Regions from separate parts of the Homo sapiens genome. Here region 1 is linked to region 2. A link is an interaction called in ENCODE POLR2A ChIA-PET data of the cell type or tissue named here. Cell type or tissue: GM12878. All regions are shown on one strand. Links, peaks and the distances in the headings refer to the core of each region. The heading gives the core; the rest is flanking DNA.

Region 1 (7,916 bases), core at 2,175-6,174, 240 kb after region 2:
ATCTAGCTTAGATTCTTCCACTAACTAGACCCTATAATTTTATATAAATTTCATGACTACACTCTAACTTAGTTTCTTCAAGTATAAACTGAGACATTTCTACAAAATGATTTCTAACGAGCCTAGCAAGTCAAAATTCCATGACTCTAATACTTCTAGACTAAAGCAAAAAATCAAACATTAGGAATAGCCTGTAGGGCACATTCCTTTCTGATTCAATATTGTTTCTAATGTGCATTATTAGGTTGATCTAATTTAAGAAGAATACAAAAACACCTCATTTGATACAATCTAGACATATTTTCATAAGTTTGAATGTGCTATCTAAAACAATATGGAGAAGAATTTCATTTTTCCAAAGTGCACTAAGATGGTATAGGGTTAGACAGCCTTAATTTCTACAGCATGACGAAAGGAAACCAGCGAATGGTTGGAGTGTGCGCGCGTGTGTGTGTGTGCGTGTGCATGTGTGTGTGTGTTAGCCCCCATGAATCCTTGCTTCCTTATCAGGAAATAGGCCTCTGGAAAGAACTGGGTAAGATGCAGAGTTATCTAGAGGGCAAATGTCTTCATGGAAACAGCATGCTAAAGTGAGAGGCCACACTGAATTCCTCTAGATTCAAAAACTATTTTCACAATTTGTTCATCTGGAAAGCATACCCTTTTTTTGCATTTTTATGTTGTTAATCCAATTTTTCTTTCTCCAAACCCATGTATTTCCAATTATCCATTCATGGTTATAGTTTATTCTTCAGCATGGTGATTCTTATCAAAGCATTGCTTCTGCAAGTTTTCATCACACATCTGCTATAAACATGGTCTCAATTTAATTTGTGTTGAAAAATACATATCCTATGGCAATCTTCACAGATTTTAAGGTATGTAAGCCATTTTGTCTTTCAGGCTTATATAACTAACAAAACACCTGGAAAAGATATATATGTACCTACTGCAAAGTGACAAAAAAGGAATGAAAATCCTTTAACTAGAATTCAAAATGTGTGTAATATTCTTGAACACTAATATTACAATTGACAACTATTAAGTATGCAAATCTATATTCAAAAGAAATAATTATCTGCATCAGTTCCCAAATAATTCCATATCCACTGAGCACTAGCCTTGTCTTTTCAGCTAAAATATGGAATTCAGTTTTCATTTGAACTAGTTTTATTTGTGTTATTAGTAACAATTTACTTATGTATTAGAAAATACTCATTTTTTAGATAATCTCCTGAATAATTGGATATAAATTTTAAGCTAAGGTAAATATAAAAAACTAATGAAGGATGAAAATTTATTCATGGTAAATAATTTTAATTTGACCATTTAAAAATGTTTTAAATGTTTTAGAGCATTTGCTCCTTTTAACACAGAAATCATATCCTATCCCTACCATGCTCACAACTCTCTAATGGCTCCCCCTTTCATCTTAAATGAAATCAGAAGTCTTTATTGTGGTCTATCATATCCTACATAGTCTAGTCCTAACTACTTTTCAGATTCCATTTGCTACTAAGCCCCTTACTCTCTTTGCTTCTATTACAGGGACATTAGATAGAATTGATGAAACTTCATCCCACCTTGAAGTCTTTGTACTCCTTTTCTCTCTTCCTCTAATTCTCTTCATCCAGATAGTCAGAAAGTCATTTCATCACTTTAATCAGCCATTGGCTTAAATGCCAACCCCTTGGAAAAGCCTTGTTTGTCCCCTATGCAAAATAGCAGGCTTGTTACCCAGATGTATTTTGTTCATAGCACTCATCTCTACGTGGCATTATATCATATATTTACATTTTTATTTCTGACTCTTCCACTATTTTAGTTTTAAATAGTTCCTAAGGTGAGAAAGTTGACCTTTTGGTTACTGCTGTGGTCAATGACAGGTAGCAAGTGATCAACAAAGGTCTATTATGTTGAATTGAACTCTGTGAGCCACAGTCTGATTCCCTGAGAGTGTATGTTACTGGTGTTATTTTGGGTTTCCAAGAGCACTATTACTGATATTGTTAAAAGTGAAGAAAATGAAGAAGACGGAAGAATTAGGTCCACATAAAAGCAAAAAAGACAAGACCTTTTACTTTTAGAACAAAATCTTCCCATTCTATTTGACATTATCTCAACTGTCATCCTACTCTTTCAATGTTATTTTTTCCCATTATTAACCTCTAGGAACTCATTCCCTACTCCCCCCACACTTTTAATGATTTAGATCATTACATAATAGACTTGTCAAAATTCCCAAGGCAAAATGGATTGCGTTATGCTAGAATATATACCTACATTTATCTTTACATTTTGTAATCTGCCTTTTAATTTCTTAGAATGTTAACTTCTTCCTGATGGTGATTACATTGAGCTTTTCCTGACAGAAATTGCATCTATCTCCTATGTCATTTACAGACAATATTTCCCTATTTTAAAAAATTCTATTTTATGCATAAATGAGAAAACCTGGATGAAAAACAAGAGTTCCAGCTTGTGTTACTGGTAAGAGAGAACACCTTTCTAGTGATGAAGCATCATCAAAGTATCTGTTGACCCATGGGCTTTTTAAGCTACTCGTATTTACATAAGGAACTGGGCTTTCAAGGGAAGGTAGTATATTTCTATGTTGATTCACCTATATCATGAAGCATCTCCATATGCTTCCCAAAGGCATCCGCAATTTACCTGGACTTCACCAGAAATCAAACTGTTCAAGAAAATGGCAACTGGTAGCCATTAATTCTAGCCTTTGCAGAGTAGTTAGTTATGGATGAAAAAGTTGAGGTCTCACAGCCCTTCCCAGTCAAAAAGAGAAAAATTAAAAGGGTACATTTAGTAGATGAGAGGACAAAATGTTCAAATAACAAATGTAAATACTTTTAACATTGAACAAAGCAAAATAATTTGGCTTAAGAGTAGCAGATTATTGCTAATGTTGAGATGGCACAGCTCCATGGCTAAGGAGCTCTCCATGGCGTACAAGTGCCATCTCACACCATGATCAGCAACACATTAACATAGATATTTTCCTACATTTGAGCACCGAACTAGGTAATAACTCCCCAGAAGGTATACACTCAAACCTCAAAAGCCTTTCAATTTAGTTAGAATGTCAAGAGGTAAAACCATAAATTATATATAAAAATGACACTTACTAATATCAAGCACAATTCCAACTATAAATGACGTAGGCTTGCTTAGGGGGCTGAAAAGCCTTCATGGAGAAGGTCAACGTAAAGGCTGCCTCTCAAAGGAGAAAACTAAAGGGCAAAACATTCAAAGAGCAGTGCAAATATGCACAAAAATGGTGTTTCACCCTGGGGTTTTTTTTTTTTTTTCAATATCAGACGCTATCCCACATCATCAAATCTAGCTGCAGAAGCTAGTGGGAGAGCAATGCTTATACATACATATGTACATAAATACATACATACATGCATACGTGTGTGTGTATCCCTGCTTAGAAAACAATATAAGACATATGGAGAGTAGAAGGGAGGAAAGGGAATGAATTCATTATCACAACTTTAAAGGAAAAAATATACTTCCTTTTCAGTGAATGTTTATTTCACCATTTGTGTTCTTTCAATGAAAGAGAAGTTAAATTGCATATTTTTAATGACTCATAGGCCAACTCTTTCAGGAAATTAGGGCAAAATAACTGAATTCTTTTCCATCAGGCCAGGTAAAAGATTCACCATTGAGTAGTTTGCCGCCAAACGGCCTGAAAGTTCACTGGATGAGAATACAAGGTTGTATTATATCAGATGGGCACCATTATGATAAACCCCAGTGCTGTTTGAATAAATGCAGAGCCAGCAGTGATATTGAGGAATGTGGAATGAGTCACATCAATAGAACTAAGGGAGAAATGCACTACATTAATAGAATAAATAGCAAATGTATTCCTTCTCTTATCCCTGTATAATCAGCAGCAGTCCCGATAATTATTATAACACATTTCTAGATAATGTTTTAGGGTCTTCAGAAGAAAATGAGCATAAAAGTGAAATTTCAAAAAATATTGCTGCTATCCAATTATGTAACTATGGACAAGCCACACAATTCTTAAATGAACAAAATTATTAATTTTAAATAAATGATGGGTCACTTTTCTTCCACTAGGAATGTAGAGATCAGGTAATAAGAAATTTGAACTTTGTGACTCATTTTCAAAGATGAGTATAATTGAGAGGAATGTTCAGAAGTAAATGATGTAAATATAAAAATAAAATAAGACAGTTTATCAGTAGTCTAAAGGAAAATTAAAAATAAAAAAGAATAGCATAACAGACCCACTGAAAATTTAAAAATAGCGTTTTCTCTAGGGTACTATGTTGAAATAACACATATTAAACCTTTTCTGAAATACCTCTGTCTGGCAACCAAGTAAATGCTGAAGTACTACAGGCTGGATTAACATACATATTTTTAAATTCCACATCAAATATTGTCTCTAATTCAAGTGATGGCTAAAACAAAATGAAGACACATAAGATTTGGTTACTTGTAAGGCTAAAAGAGGAATACATACCACATTTCTCTACATTTCTTTAAAAGTTCATTTTCAACTTCCATCAACTAACATTTTCTATAAAGAACTTTACACAAATATGTCATAGTATGTCAAAATAAAAATAGATGTTACTCATATTATGGCACTTCACCAGAAAGATAAATTTTGGTACTTCCTACCTTTTAAAGAGTTTTATATTAATGCACTAGCAATAGTTATGTATAGATGTTGGCACAAGGGAAGATAATTTCACCCATTTCAGTAACAGCTGGGTAAACTTTAAGTCTCTACATAAATGATTCTGCAAGATATACTCCCATCATTACCCAAAGCTATATAATCAGAATACTGACAGGTATCAGGAGAATAGTATTTAAAAGTTTATCCTTCTCTTTAATAATATATAATTATAACATAATGTTATCGTATATCATAGATATGATCATATATATGCATATGATAAATTATTTCAAAGTATGCCATTCTAAAAAAGGAATTTCCCTGATACATCGCTATGAAAATTTAAGTGAAAACTTTTCTGCTTTTTTGTTGTTCCTTAAAATAGTAATTCACCAAACGCACAAAAATTGAAATATGGCAATTATGCTAAGTTTTCTGGCAGCAAAGATGTAACGCCACCGTATTTGTTTTAGATAAATATATAATACAAATTAAATTTTTACTTTCCCAAATTTGTTCTGAAATCAGCATATAATTTATATCGTTAAAATAATAAAATTTATCTCTAAACATAAACTTTACAGAAATGCCATGTAGCAACTTTCCCATATTGAACACTTTGATGAAAACAATTTTGTTTTAAAATTAAAGTGAGATGAACCACAAAAATAACACTCCTGAAATTCTTAAGTTTTATATTATGAGTAATATGATCCCTTCTTTTAAAGAAATTGTCTAAATGGTAATAAGACCAAGAATGCAAATATTTATATTACTTAACATAATAATAACCCTTCAATTATTTAATGTGCCACCTGGTACCACTTCTAATTTCCAGATCATGTGTATGAGGTGCAATAGTAAACTGAAGCTTGACACTGTCTAGTACATTTTTACAAAATAGTTTTTGATTATTGGTGAACACTTGGAAATTTCCTAAGTTTAGCAAGATTTGAGTACTACAATCTAAATGAAAAATAACAACTGGATGTTATTTTCCAAAGGACTTTAGGACAAAAGAGGAGTTCCAGGTTCTTTTTCTAATAAGGCAGTTAATGGCAGTAACTAGAGTTTACATTATGGAAAGGGGAGCCGGGTGGATAAAAGGGTGATTCAGGGACCTGTGAAATGCGCTCAGAAAGAAGGGATGAAATGGAGGAACAGAGCTACCTGATTACTCAATCTAAACACTTAAAAAAAATTCTGACATTATTTTTTCATTTTTTTTAAACTGTGCTTTCTATGTTTCCTACTTTAGTAGGAAATTAAGTAGCCTGAAAACTATTTTTAAAGCGTTCATTTTTCTGATAGATTAAGTAATGACTTATACAGTAAGCATAGTCAAGTTATAGTCTACTGATATATTTGATATTTCAAGGAGCAAATAAAATGGTGATACAAATACACCTTGGTTCTAAGATAGACACACTCAGTTCTTTAGATCATAAAACCAACTGAATATTGTCTAAAATACTCTAGAAGCTGCAAATGATTCTGCCAGTCCTGAATGACAAAGCTCTTGGTTATTTATTCTCATGTAGATAACGTTCATACGAGATGGAACTTTCAATAACCACTGTTTACAATCACATTTTCACTTCTATTATCACTAATTGAAGAACATTTAGCTCCATTAAAATTAATAGCCCCATAAAAAGAGCTCAGATAACTCTTGATAATCATTCAGACATAGTTGGATATTGGCTTCAACTATTATTTCCCAGAAAGTTTGCACCTTACACTTCATCCTCTAAGTATAGAACTACAGCCTAAACAATAAAGTTAGGCAATGGCTTTTATTGAATATTTTGTATTATTAAATAACTGAGTCACAAAGATGGCACCAAAAAGGCAGGGCTTATAAGAATCTGTTTCTTCAGGGTACAATACATAATACATTTTGATGAGAAATTAAAGACATTTTTCTATGAAATTCTGTTATATTATAAAGCATATGATTTGTCAAGTGTCCATATATGTTCTCATTTTGATTACATCGACATTTCCACATCTTAAAAGTATGACTGCTCTATTCCATCAGGATCATTAATTAGCTTAATTTCCTGAAAATTAAAATGTTCAAATTCAGTGAAGCTAAGTCTTTAAAGTAACTTCCACTTAGCTTCCAAGTTCTGAGAAAGCGTGTGTATTCAATGCTTCTAATCCACTTACTTACCTATGAAACATGTGAACTAAATCCACTGCATAGATTTTACTCAGGCAATATAATTCAATTTCTTAAATATTTTCAAAAATGGGTGCTTTTAAGTATTTTATTTACATAATAAAAAATTGTCACTAATGTTTAATGTTGTCTCATATTTTCCTTGAAACAAAAATAAGCTTCAAAATAAAATAAAAATTGGAAAGTCATTTCCAGAAACAAGTTTTAAAATAATGCTAACTTCTCAAGTCTAGTATAGAACTATTAGCTATATGAAATTAGAATTCTCATCAACATTCTTTTTATACCTATATTCAATCATATAGACACTATATAGCATTAAAATGATTCACTGATACCTCAAGAAACACAGCCATATATACCAAATTTTTAAAGTGTATTTCATTTTAATAGTTCTCCCTTCCTATTAAAACAGAATCTTTTTTATTCAAGTGTACTTCTAATTTGACGTCATGATGGTGATTTGCACTACCCATTTGTCCTTAATAAGGATCTCCTGCTACAAAATGACAAGACAACAAAAACAAACCTCTTTGATAAAGAATCAGCACCTACACTGCGAAGGCATTCTGCATCATCCTTATCCTTATAAACTGTCACAAATTTGCCAACAAGATAAAAAGGAAATATAAGAAGTAGAACATGGATTTTCACTAATTCATTTTTTAAATGTACCAGTAGGTCTTTAAAAAAATGAGACTAAATAAAAATCATAAATCATTGTATTTTTCTTTACCCCAATTTCTTGTTTAACCTAGCCTAAAATTCTTCATATATAAACTATTCCATTAGCTGGCCACATGACATGAGAAATTCTGTACAACACAATATGTCTAATAAAATTAAGTTGACTTTAACCACAATGTCATTTAAAGAAGCCAATTAAATTATCCAAAAACACAAAGCTTAAAGAGTAGCCTTGGGAATAACTTTTTTCTTATAGCCATTACCAAATCCTCACTAAACTGATTACCTATGCAAGAATAGTAGCACAAAGCTGAAGAAAAGGCACTCACATCACTCCCCAGCTTATCTAAGAACTCATAA
Region 2 (7,916 bases), core at 2,674-6,673:
GGGTTCCGGCGATTCTTCTGCCTCAGCCTGCTGAGTAGCTGAGATTACAGGCACATCCCACCACGCCCAACTAATTTTTGTATATTAGGAGAGATGGGGTTTCACCATGTTGCACAGTCCGGTCTCCAACTCCTGATCTCAGGTGATCTGCCCAACTTGGCCTCCCAAAGTGCTGGGATTACAGGCCTGAGCCACCATGCCCAGCCTAATTTTGACCTTTTTAGACATTGCTGAATCTCTAATTTTTATATGTGAAAAAATATTGATTTTTAACAATTTTTTTCTTGAACATTCTATACTTTTTTACATTTTACTCCATATATATGTTGCTGAATATATATATATAAATAAATTTTAAAATACATATACACACATATATAACAAATTGTTATTCTTGATAGGCCAAAGACATACACACACACACACACACACACACACACACACACACACACACAGAGTGTGTGTGTGTGTATATCTGTGTATAAATATATGTGGACAATATATAATATGTATGTATTGTATATACATACTATATATGTGTATATGTGCATATATGTGTGTACGTGTGTGTGTGTGTATGTTTTTTTTTGGCTTATCGAGAATAGCAATTTTTTTCCACTTCTCACTGAGTTGTTTCAAAATGTTAAACTTGTGATATAAAAATCATGTCAACTCTAAAAAATTATATTAAACCTAAATGGATGACTTAGTCCATTTAAAAAACTACCTAAATATATATAAACTACTAAATATAAAATATTATATTAGTATTTTAAAGTTTATTATTTTAATGAAATTACTTTTTTTCTGAATTATCTGGAAATCTGTTTTATTATTAAAAACACGTGCAGAATTTTGTTTCCATGTATTTTTGCATAAAATTATTTTTGTGGAGGGAAAACTAGCACAGTTAGGCTACTAAGTGTTAATGTTAAAGCATTTAGCTTCTAGGAAATGAAGTTAGTGTCTAAACATGGATAGCGGAAACAACACAATCACAGAATGGTTTACCACTCTGAAATGGGATGGGCTCACTTTAAGAACAGGTGGTAACCTTCTACAAATATTTAAAACTGCAAAATTTGATTAACTGGAAACACTTGCCCACCTCATCTGTATCGTTCACCTACATGGGCTCTGTGTCTTCTATCTCTGGTTGCTTCAATTGCCCAGTCTAGTAAAAAATACTACAAATTGAGAATAGGAATCAAAAGACAGGTATGTCTAAGTAACGAAGGCAAAGGCATTACTGAAAATTGACAGAATGCAAGGAATCCCTTTATTATTTAGTATTTCCATAAAGTGAGCACTTTACAGAGATTCACTTTATTATTCATGAAACCAGCACTAAATTTACCACATTTCAGAAACATAGAACCTAGGACTTGGCAGTGATATGATTTGTCTAATGTCATAAAGTAGCTCTATCAAATTGGAGATTTAGAATATAAAGAATCTGAATATTCGTGACTTTTATTTACACTTTCTGGGCTATCAGGAATGATTCTCAGGATTGTTATTATAACTTTTGCTGAACAATTACTTTTCTGAGGATTTGTAACAGTGTTTGAAAGTGAACAACTTACATGGTAATCATAACAAAGCACAAGAGAGTGCTCATTTGTAAAAGAAAAGAGAGGATGTGAGAAGTCTTGTTTACCCCTCTGCTTTCTTCCAAAGGCCACTTTACATATCCCATTGATCTTTAAATATCTCTATCTTGGAAGGAGTAACTAAAGTAATTCCCTTAGCAAAAGCCTGAGGAGATTAAATCATTCACTCAGGGTCACGCCATAAGTCCTTGGTTGAGAAGTCAGTCTTTGTGCATTGTTTTCTAATACTGTACTTTGTGTCCAACTGGGTAGATTACCTTGATTTTTGAATCGTGCTTACACAAGACCTTTTCTAAAAGGCTCAAATGAAAGCTAACATACAGGACTGCAGCAGAAAATAATTTCACTTCCTGCCAACAGGATGAGGACAAAAGGGACAAATGGAGTTACAGGAGAGGGTGATTAGGAAGAGTGGTGGAGAAAACCATAAAGGGAGGCCCAGAGCTGAAGCCACAAAAAGTCAGATTGGAAGCTGAGACTAGAAAGGGTGAGTTGTTGCAAATGTGTGTGAAATGCAATTCCATATCATTATGACTTTATTTGTTCAGAGAGTAATAGAGTTGGACAGCAACCTGAGAGATCACTGGGTGCAGAGTTTGCCTTCAGGCAACTGAATAGCTGATGATACAGGATCCAGAAATGTCACAACTCCCAGTACAAAAACACAGAGTTTTCTCCCAACCTACCCAATAGATTATTTTTCTGTGTTTTGCTATAACACTACAAGTACACTTCAAGTATACGTGTGTTTATACATGTGTATGCATGTATACAAACTATATACACACTCACATATATATTATAGATGGAACATATTGAAAGAGAAAAATAGTTACATTTATAAAGTAGTTTTTATGTTCTAATATCTTTCCTATATTTTCTTCATTTGAATCTCACAACAGCACTATGAGGTAAGGGGACATATATTATTACGCTCAATTTAGAGACTGAGAAATGAACACCTCAAAATGACAGTTGACTGTATTTAAAAATTCAAGTTTATCGACACCTTTGCTGAATGTGACTTAATATGTAGACTTAAATATACTGAATATTTAATCAAAAATAATGCATTAAAATTTGAAGGCCCAAGGAAGAATAAAATATCCCATAAAATTTGATTAGGCTCACAAAATAAATCTGACACAGGTAAAAGATGCATTTTCGGAATGAGAGGCATACTTGAAAAATAAAAACATTTGTAATATAACCCTAAAATAATTTTTTTTTTAAAAATTGGACATCTTACATTGCAGTCTGAAAACAAAGTTGTTAGGTTTTATGATTCCTTGAAACTGAATATTATACATTTTAAGGTTATTTTAAATTAGAATATATTTATTTTCCTCTCACTACATTTATAGTATTTTTATGCTGTGGTGCTAAGACTATAGGTTTTGCTTTCATGTACAGCAATATGATTTTAACAGGGCTTAATCTGCAGAAAACTACTGTCCTTTAATGACTCTCTTTCTAAAGTGTACTTTACAGACAACAATTCCTACTCTATCTTGCATCCAGGGTTGGTCCTGTTACTATTTTCCACCAAGGGCATATGTACAGATTGCTTACTAAGTGAGTATACTTTCTCCATTCTCTTTTGTCTCATTAGAGACAATGCAGAGTTTGGTAGAACCACAAGATGAATGAGATCTGGGTTCTTGAATCACTACATGGAAGAAAGCCACTCACCTTGACACATCAGGTCTAAAGAAACTAATGGGTTCATCCATTAAAAATGTGGAAATTATTTGTAATAACAGCTAGGATTACCTTAGCTAATGCACACATGCAAACCTTTGTGTCTCTCGTCTGTCTGTCTCTATTTCATCTTTTCTTTCATTTACTAGCAACTTATTGTCAACTTTTGCCTCATGTCTCATAATCTGCTTACTATCACACTTCTTCACTCAGGTGTATCCATTTGCCTCTATTATATATTCTCTATTCTTCTTCAGGAGCGTCCCTGAGCTCATATACTCTTTTTATTTCTTTCCATTGCTATTTCTTTTCCTTTTATTCACCATTTCTCATGTGTATTTCCTCTAACCTGCTCAAAGTCAAGGACTCTCTTTATCTCTCTATCCCATTCAGGAAACATTTTTAAAATGAAGACTTCTATTCTCATACATATAGATACAGTGAGATAGTTTTCTCTCACTTTGTGCAGAAGTCAATGAATATCGACATATCAAAGTAAAAGGTATTCTTACGTGTAACTTTTTTTATTTTTTCTTATGTGTAACTTTTTTTATATTTAGGAGTATTTCATAAAAATAGATTATCACAAATAGAATTACTGAAATTACAATATTCTTTAAATACCTTATCCACTGCTACTTATACATAAATATTACACATAAATGGTAGACAATATCATGTAAACAAGTGCTTTCCTTTCATGATGTAAATATTTTTATCTCAGTGTTATATGGCTAGTATTACTTATTTATCATAAAGAACTATTGTTAATATATTCATTGTGAAAGTATACTCACCAAATTAATGACAGCAATCATTACTTTTGAAAAAATATTTTCTTCATGCAAATATTATGATATTTAATAATTAGGATAATTTGTAATTTATATTCATGGCTTACCTGACAAAATCATTATATGTCTTAATATTAACTTTGATTGCATAAATATTACATTAGCTTCAATCACGTAAGAATTTTAGGAACTATGTTAAATAAATATGAAGCAAATGGATCAGGCTCGAGTGTAAAAACCCCAAGTACATAAAAATAGATTTCATTTTGTTTTGAAAGTTTTGCCTATTGGAAAATATCCATTAAATTATGGTGGCTATATTAATGAAATAACACTTTCATATGAAAGAGAATTGGGGAAATATATATAATTAGTTTTCTACTGCTGACATAACAAATTATCACAAAGTCAGTGGCTTAAAAGACAATTTATTATCTCACTGTTCTCTAGGTCAGAAGCACAGGTGGGATCAGATAGTTCTTCTGCTCCTGTTCTCATAAAGCTGAAACCAAGGTGTTAGCCTGGACTCTGTGGAATTATGAGGTGTGATGCTAGAGAAGAATCTGCTCCCAAGCTCAGACAGGTTGTGGGCAGAATTTAGTTCACTGTGGTAGAGATGAGGTCCCTGTTTCCTTGCTGGCTGTCAGCTACCGGCAGCTGCTCTTCAGCTACTTAGAGGCAGGTTTTGTTTTTGTTTTTGTTTTTTGAGAAAAGTCTCACTCAGTCATCCAGGCTGGAGTGCAGTGGTGTGATCTCAGCTCACTGCAACCTCAGCCTCAGTCTCGTGGGTTCAAGCGATTCTCCTACCTCAGCCTCCAAGTAGCTATGATTACAGGTATCCACCACCAGGCCTGGCTAAGTTTTTGTTGTTGTTTTTTGTATTGTTAGTAGAGAAGGGTTTTCACCACGTTGACTAGTCTGATCTCGAACTCCTGATCCGAAGTGATCTTCCTGCCTTGGCCCCCAAAGTGCTGAAATTACAGGCGGGAACCACCACGTACTGCCAAGGCCACCATATTCTGTATCACATTGCCCCTCCATTTGCAAACCAGCAACAACATGTCTAGGCCTCCGTATGCTTCAAATCTGACATACTTTCTCTCTGTTTCCTCTCTTCTTCATAGAAAGGTCTCTGCTTTTGAAAGCTCATGTGATTATATTGGGTCTACCTGTATAAATCATGATAACATCCCTAATTTAAGCTCCCTAATCTTTTTCACGTCGGCAAAGTCCCTTTTGTCATGTAAAGGACATATCCAATATAACCACAAGTTCCGGGTATTAAAGTGAGGACATTTTGGTAAACCTATGGCAAAAAGTGATCATGTTGAAACAAACTATTGTTTCAGTTCTTCAATTGCTATTTCTTTAGCTTATATTCCACATTTCTCACCTATAGAGCAGCTATAATGAAATTTAGATTCGTTCTAACATTGCTTTTTAACTTCATATCAACGTGTTTATAAAATAAATGAATATAAACTGTACACCTAACTTTATTCTTGAATCTCATTCTAGCTGATGATTTAGTGTACTGATAATTTTAGGAAAAATCTACCAAATGAAGAATCATCATAATTTTCCAGATAATTCATGGGAGAAATTGCAAGAACTTGTTGATTTAACATCTTTTGTTTCATACCTAAGCTATTTGCTTCATTTTTTAGGTAACTTTATGTTTAAGTTGTGAATATTTACCACAATGTCTCAAATTTTTAAAAAGATTTCCATTATAAAAATTATTGTGACTTAACACTATATAGTCAGTCAAATCTCCTTTACTGGGAAAACATCTCTGGATGGAAATAATAGAATAGATTTGCCTTAGAAAAATGTATAGCAGAATAATAATACATTCTGATCATAAGATAATATGTGTAAAGGGTCTAGTACAATGCCACAAGTGTGCTTTCCTGTTCATTTTTTAATTCCCCAGACCCGATGTTCACTTTGTGTAGAGATATGGCCACAGATCCCTATTTAACAACTCTTTCTTCAGGTATGAATAACTGTATAATCTTGGGCCATGAGGATCGCAAAGAACACATTATCAACAAATATCTGAAAGTACTGTGGCCCAGAAAGGGTAACTGTAGGGAATGCAGAGAAGAAAATGCATGCTTATGTGTTCTAAGAAGACATCTGGTACATGCCAGTGTAAAATTCAAACGATGTATTACATGACAAGCACATCATGCTTTCAGGTAAGGAGAATAGTAGGAGATTGACAACTGGCATGAAATTTAGGAGGTTTTATATCAAAGTGCACTCCTAAAATGAAAACCTAATAAGTTATGCATGTATACCTATAAAATGAAGATAGATGAAAACAAATGGTTAAATTTGGCAGTAGTGGTAAAATTCAAAATAGCTCCCCTTTATTGAAGTAATGTGCTAAGCAGTTGGTCTACTAATATTTTTAATCTGCATAACAAATTTAAGAGATGGATATTAGTTTCCTTACTTTGTACACTGAGAGGTTCAGATCAATTAATTTCTCTAAGGTCACATGGCTTGTAAGTGAAAAAGATTGCATTTTAACCTAAATCCTATACTTTTTCACCATTATGTTGCACTCCTTATTGTAGCAATCGAATACTAATCACTTTTTGACATCTCACAGTTTACTGATATTAATTATTACTTGAACTTTAGCTATGTATAGTTTTTGTGAACAACAGTTACAGAAATAGTCATAGAATATAAGATTCTGACTCAACAATATACTAAGAATAAAATACTACTCATTTTATCTAAAAATGATACTGACTATATCATTAACAAAGTCTGACTCTCATCAGTTTTAACTATGATTGTCCCTCAACACAGATAAATTCACAGAAAAAAATCACTAACTATAAAATTGTGTGCAAATCCAATTTTGGTAAATGGAATTGCTTTTTAAATGTACAATGAGGTTACTTTAATAAAAGTAATTGCATAGTCAATAATTTGTAAAATGAATAATCAATTCCTAGTTTACCATTATTTTGTAAAGTAGAACTTGACATGCTGAACATAAAATTATTTTACTGGATCAAATAGTTTCCTTTGGAGAAAATAAAATTTTGACAATATATTTTAATGCTGAATTCTTTTCAGAACAACTTCAGGATGTCCACCATTTTATGTAGTTTTACACAACACTTCTCTAGAGCCTGTTCACATTAATTGTTACAGAAAGATTTCATCGTAAAACATTTCTATGCATTAAAACATGTTCCCTCTATTAAAAAGCTCAGAAGTATAATACAAAAGCCTGCATGAGTTTATGTATTTGTATTTTCATATATGTAGATATTCAATCCTGGGTCAACAGTAGATTTCCCGTTTTCTATCAAATTAAATTCAGGAAATTTTTATTAACGGAGTTTGGCCAATCCAACCCCATATGATCCACTTTCAGCACTTGGAGAGTCCGGCAGTAAATACACAGACTTTTGCCAGTAAGTCATTTCTGGATGTGAGTAACATAAAGATCTTCATTGTGAACCCCAGATTTTTCATGTCCTAGCCTATGAAGCCTCTTTCTTCAGTTCATTCGGATTTAGAAAGCCATCAGGGTGTCTTTCTGATTCTGCTGTCACTTTCTTTTATTGGAAAAGGGAGAAAAAAGTAAGACTGGACTAAGAAACAACAATCTTTCAAGAAATTGAAGCAATATCTGTATAATTATATGGACGGATACATGTAATTATATGGACAGATAATAAAAGATACATTTTAAAAAGGACACTCTCTTGGCGTGTATTTGTTTGGATACGTGTATTGTAATAAACATAATAAAATCCCAGGAAAATTATTTGCA

Evidence for each region. ChIA-PET counts read pairs that join two places held together with the same protein. Peaks named below come from ENCODE experiments on the same cell type or tissue, not always from the same donor. Only the 100,000 strongest peaks of a DNase experiment are listed, where the experiment ranks them.
Region 1: POLR2A ChIA-PET joins it to region 2 with 6 read pairs; 1 of 35 experiments calls an interaction of 5 or more read pairs at or near these places.

Annotation. Positions count from the first base shown.
Region 1 is chr7:120,276,838-120,284,753 of GRCh38, reverse strand. All of the region lies in intron 1 of KCND2 (potassium voltage-gated channel subfamily D member 2), which reads right to left. Among named protein-coding and RNA genes, the nearest start is that of KCND2, 7.6 kb to the right of the region's middle. In GM12878, for the core only: no CTCF peak of the experiment used is centred there; no DNase peak of the experiment used is centred there; H3K4me3 peaks cover 671 bases.
Region 2 is chr7:120,516,244-120,524,159 of GRCh38, reverse strand. All of the region lies in intron 1 of KCND2 (potassium voltage-gated channel subfamily D member 2), which reads right to left. Among named protein-coding and RNA genes, the nearest start is that of KCND2, 250 kb to the right of the region's middle. RefSeq lists enhancers at 896-1,707, 1,708-2,519. In GM12878, for the core only: no CTCF peak of the experiment used is centred there; a DNase peak (open chromatin) is centred at 4,629.